Linked DNA regions of Homo sapiens: region 2 is linked to region 1. The links are chromatin loops, found by intact Hi-C in ENCODE. Cell type or tissue: pancreas. All regions are shown on one strand.

What was found. A loop is a pair of places that touch in the nucleus more often than their neighbours do. Peaks named below come from ENCODE experiments on the same cell type or tissue, not always from the same donor. Only the 100,000 strongest peaks of a DNase experiment are listed, where the experiment ranks them.
Region 2: it touches region 1 in a loop (3-fold over the local background); 107 of 110 quality-filtered maps call a loop at or near these places.

What each region holds. Positions count from the first base shown.
Region 1 is chr17:1,639,551-1,642,050 of GRCh38, reverse strand. SCARF1 (scavenger receptor class F member 1) reads left to right here. Exons shown (of 11, transcript NM_003693.4): 5 at 1,385-1,603; 6 at 2,011-2,139; 7 at 2,309-2,412. Among named protein-coding and RNA genes, the nearest start is that of SCARF1, 4.9 kb to the left of the region's middle. In pancreas, no CTCF peak of the experiment used is centred here; DNase peaks (open chromatin) are centred at 1,520 and 2,290.
Region 2 is chr17:1,573,307-1,575,806 of GRCh38, reverse strand. SLC43A2 (solute carrier family 43 member 2) reads left to right here. Exons shown (of 14, transcript NM_152346.3): 14 at 42-2,500. The coding sequence ends at 203. Among named protein-coding and RNA genes, the nearest start is that of PITPNA, 12 kb to the right of the region's middle. RefSeq lists an enhancer at 1-291. In pancreas, CTCF peaks have their summits at 1,018 and 1,223 (motif pointing left); DNase peaks (open chromatin) are centred at 336, 856 and 1,146; H3K27ac peaks cover 1,557 bases.

The sequences.
Region 1 (2,500 bases):
CTGCACTCACAGTAAGAAATTTCATCCCTGGCTGGGCGCGGTGGCTCACGCCTGTAATCCCAGCACTTTGAGAGGCCGAGGCGGGCGGATCACCTGAGGTCAGGAGTTCGAGACCAGCCTGGCTAACATGGTGAAACCTCGTCTCTACTAAAAATACAAAAATTAGCCGGGCATGGTGTTGGGCGCCTGTAATCCCAGCTACTTGGGAGGCTGAGGCAGGAGAATCACTTGAACCCGGGAGGCGGAGGTTGCAGTGAGCCAAGATCGCGCCACTGCACGCCAGCCTGGGCGACAGAGTGAGACTCAGTCTTGAAGAAAATAATAATAAAATAAAATAAGAAATAAAAATGCTGGTCAGGATCAGCTAAATGGCTTTTATAAACTGCCCTTCTTCTCCCCTACTAATGGGTCTGACCCAAGTATATGATCCCAGCTAGTTAAGCATCTGAGGGAGAAACTTCAGGTAACTATTAGGCATCAATGGGAAATTAAGATATGGCAAATGTGAAATTATATTGGTGACAACAGTGGTCTCCAACCTTTTGGCACCAGGGACTGGTTTCATGGCAGACAATTTTTCTATTATTACACTGTAATCTATAATGAAATAATAATATGACTCACCATAATATAGAATCAGTGGGAGCCCTGAGCTTGCTTTCCCGCAGCTCGAGGGTCCCATCTGGGGGTGATGGGAGACAGTGACAGATCATCAGGCATTAGATCCTCGTAAAGAGCATGGAACCTGGACCCTCCCGTGCGCAGTTCACAATAGGACTGGCGCTCCTATGAGAATCTGAGGCCACCACTGATCTGGCTGGCAGCGGAGCTCAGGCGGTCAGGCTCCCCTGCTGGTCATCTCTACGCTGTCGCCCAGTTCCTAACATGCCACGGACTAGTACCAGTCCATGGCCCAGGGTTTGAGGACCCCTGGGTGAAAACACTTTACATTTTTTGCATTTCGTGTGATGGGGTAGAAGACACTACTGAGTCCCATTCATGCCAGACCTGGGGACGGCTCAGTGTGGAAAAAGGAAAAGTGAAAAGAGCAGGAGGGAAGGCCTGGCAGACCTCGCAAATGGGACTCAGAGCTTGGTGGTGACTCGCCTGCCCTGGCTGGGCTGCTGGCTCCTGATGGTCCTGGGACCCAGGGAAAGACGGTCACAGAGCAGATGCCTGGAAGGAAAGGGATGGGATCCTGTAAGAGCCCTCATTTGTCCTCATTGTACAACGTGGGGAAACTGAGGCTCAAACCTGCCTGACCCAGGTGGGACCCGAACACTCTCCAGGGCCCCCGAAGGCCTGCGTGGAGTACAGGGGTAGGAGGGGGTGGGCGCTCCATCCATCCACCCCCACTGTTCCCACGAAGCCCTTCTCTTCCCAGCTGTGGCCGCTGCAAACACAATGAGCCGTGCTCTCCAGACACAGGCAGCTGTGAGTCCTGCGAGCCGGGCTGGAACGGGACCCAGTGCCAGCAGCCCTGCCTGCCTGGCACCTTTGGCGAGAGCTGCGAACAGCAGTGCCCTCACTGCCGACATGGGGAGGCCTGTGAGCCAGATACTGGCCACTGTCAGCGCTGTGACCCTGGCTGGCTGGGGCCCAGGTGAGGGCACCATTCTGTTCAGGGTGGGGTACACCTTCCCCCAGGACCCTCAGCTCAGCGGCTCTCTCCGAGAGCACCACCCTCCCCGACACACAGGTTCATGCGGCCCCAGGGGCCTCCCTCCTGTTGAAGACTGGGGGAGAGCAGTGGGTTCTGGGGGGGCCTGGGCAGGATCCCAGCTCCCTCCCCTCTGAGGCTTCCTGCCCTCCTCGCCCTCTGGGGACTTGTAGTCTGTCACCTGCTGGATTTGGCCCCAAGTTCAAGGCCCTATTTGCACCTGAGCTTCACTGCTGAGGAGTGGCCAGTTGGGTCCTTGAGTCCAGGAGCGTGGGGCGGAGGGGTGGGGCCCCACAGTGGGGGCCAGGCCTGCCTTGGTCTCCCCTTCCCCGAGTCTTGCCTCACCCCAGGTGTGAAGACCCCTGCCCCACTGGTACCTTTGGGGAAGACTGTGGCTCTACCTGCCCCACCTGTGTTCAGGGGTCCTGTGATACTGTGACAGGGGACTGTGTCTGCAGTGCCGGCTACTGGGGGCCCAGGTAAGGATGGGGATCCCGGGGGCGGGAGAGTGCCAGGGGCCTAGGTCAGGGCTCTGTGCAGCATTTCCTGAACTTCCCTGGACAGTGCCCAGAAATCTCCCTGCCCGTCTCCTGCCTGCCTCCCCCACTTCACCCAGCCCTCAGCCTGCCTCTCCATGTCACTCCATAGCTGCAACGCCTCCTGCCCAGCCGGTTTCCATGGAAACAACTGCTCAGTTCCTTGTGAATGCCCAGAGGGACTCTGCCACCCTGTCTCTGGGTCCTGCCAGCCAGGTAAGGTGGAAGAAGGCTGCGGGGTGCAGTAGCCAGGGAAAGGCGGGCCCTTCACATGGGCTCCAGGGCAAGTTCCTCACCAGGGAGT
Region 2 (2,500 bases), 66 kb after region 1:
ACCACCACGCCCTGTGATGCGCGGCCTCCCTGCCTCCCCAGGTGAACGTGGGGCTGCTCCTTCTCAGCCTGCTGGGCTTCTGCCTCCCGCTCTACCTGATCTGCTACCGGCGCCAGCTGGAGCGGCAGCTGCAGCAGAGGCAGGAGGATGACAAACTCTTCCTCAAAATCAACGGCTCGTCCAACCAGGAGGCCTTCGTGTAGTGGCTGCCGCCTCGGAACTGCGGTCTCCTGCCTGTGCTTCAGTGACTGACCCCTGTCCTGCCCCTCCAGAGTACCCCACGCACCCCCAGGACCTTCGCCGTCTCCGTGCCAGCGTTCACGCTCCCTCCCGGGGCCCTGCCTCGGAGCTCTGTGGTGGAAGGACGGGAGAGGGCCCCGGACACGCGCGTTTTCTCCTGCCGAACGCAGGGGCTGCCCTGACTTTGCTCTGCCGCCCCCCGGGGACCCGGGGCCTGGGGTCTCTGTGGTGCCTGCAGCAGGAGCCAGGAACGCCCGGCAGGCAGGCGCTCTCCCGCCAGTGTCTGGATTCTGCCTCTTGCCAAAGCAGAGGGGGCTGCCATCCCCTGCCTGCCACCTGCCCCTCGGCTGCATGCCCACAGCCGTACCTGCCTGAGGACAAAGGCTTGCACTGTCTCGCCCGCGCCTGGCCCCCACCCCCTCCCCGGCCAGCCTGAGGCTGCCTGAGGAAGGAAGGACCCGCTTCCTGTTGTCGGTGCTAATTCCTTTGTAATTCCAGCCCCCTGTCGCCTGTCCAGGGCCTGCCCACCCGTTGGAGGCCGGTGGAGAAGCCCCACCTGGCTTATGCCCTGGAGAGGGTTTAGCGGGCTGGGTGGACCCCTCGCCTCCTCCCCGAGGGCCAATGCCGCGGACACGTTTTCACTGTCACCCTCGTTCTGTCTGCCACCTGAAGGGAATTTGAGGACCGCCGCCAGGGCACCCCGTACATACACACAGCTGCTTTTGTGGAGGTGGACGAAAGGCTGTGGCCGGCAGACGTGGAGGTCCAGGCCGGGGTGGGGACGTGGGTGGGTCCGAGGTGTGTGTGGGGTCGGGGTGGGCTCTAGGAGTTAGCCCTTATCCCCACTGACCAGGCGGGAGCCGCCAGGCCTGCAGCTGGGCCAGTGCCCAGGAGCCATCCTGGCGTGGGGCCAGGAGCTTGTCCAAGGCCACAGGCCCACAGCACCCCCTGCCGGCGGGCTCCGTGGGGCCCTGGAGCTGATGACGGGGGAGGCCCGTCCGCCTGGCCCACCAACCCGCCCACCTTGACTGCCCCCAGAAGTGTGTCTTGAGACCTCCTGGGCGTGCTTAGAGGGGTGAGTTGTGTTTGGATTTTTAGTTATTTTCTCTTCAGTTTTATTAGACTTCTTTTTTATAAAGCAATAAATCCATTTTCCTCCGGGTAAGGGATGCCCCTTCTGGCATATCAGTTAATAGCTGCATGTGCCTATTTTGAGCTTGAGAAGAAAAGGCAGGACAAGATTCTCTGCCACCGACCAGCTCCAGCCGTGCCCAGCTGCTCTTCGTCTCTCTGGGGGACTGCTGACTCGGGAGGGACAGTGGGCCAGGAAAAGACCTTCCTCCCCAACCCCCAAACAAACTGGGCTTGTGCAGACATCTTAGAAGTGTGAGCCACCCTCCTCTACCGATTTTCCCAGCCAAACAGGCGAATCCTGGTCCCTTTCCATCCCTACACCCTTCCACAACCCTGAAGATTCCCGCTGGGTTCTTCTGCAGGCTCAGAGCAGTTCAGGATGTGGGCGGCAGGGAGGGGGATGAAAGGAGAAGAGGAAAGGGCAGGTCCAGGCCACATTCAAGCTCCACATTAACAGCTTGGGCGCCTGGAACACATATCTCCTAGGCTTTATTTCACTCAAATATTTAAAAAAAGACTGGGCGTGGTGGCTCACGCCTATAATCCCAGCACTTTGGGAGGCCAAGGCAGGAGGCTCACCTGAGGTCAGGAGTTCGAGACCATCCTGACCAACATGGAGAAACCCCGTCTGTACTAAAAATAAACATTAATCGGGCGTGGTGGCGTGCGCCTGTAATCCCAACTACTCGGGAGCCTGAGGCAGGAGAATCGCTTGAACCGGGGAGACGGAGATTGCCGTGAGTCGAGATCGCACCATTGCACTCCAGCCTGGGCAACAGAGCGAGGCTCCGTCTCAAAAAGAAAAAAAAAAAGAGAACGAGATAAACATGCCCACTCCTGAGAACACTCGTTTTGTGATGTTAGTGGTTATTCTGATTTTCAAGAAAGTATTATAGTCAAGTTTGGGAAAGGCTGAGTTAAAAGTCAAGCCTGTTTCCTTACAGCCAGCACTGACAGCACTTTGCCAACGCTCATGAGCTCCGTGGCTCCTCAGGAGCGGGTGTGCTGTGCTGCCGAGGAACGGCTCGAACCATCAGAGCCACCAGCCTCCACGTGCGGCTCCATGATCACCCCCAGCAGAGGCTCCCGGGTGCTGGTTCCAAATGGAGACTCCAGGTCTTGCCGC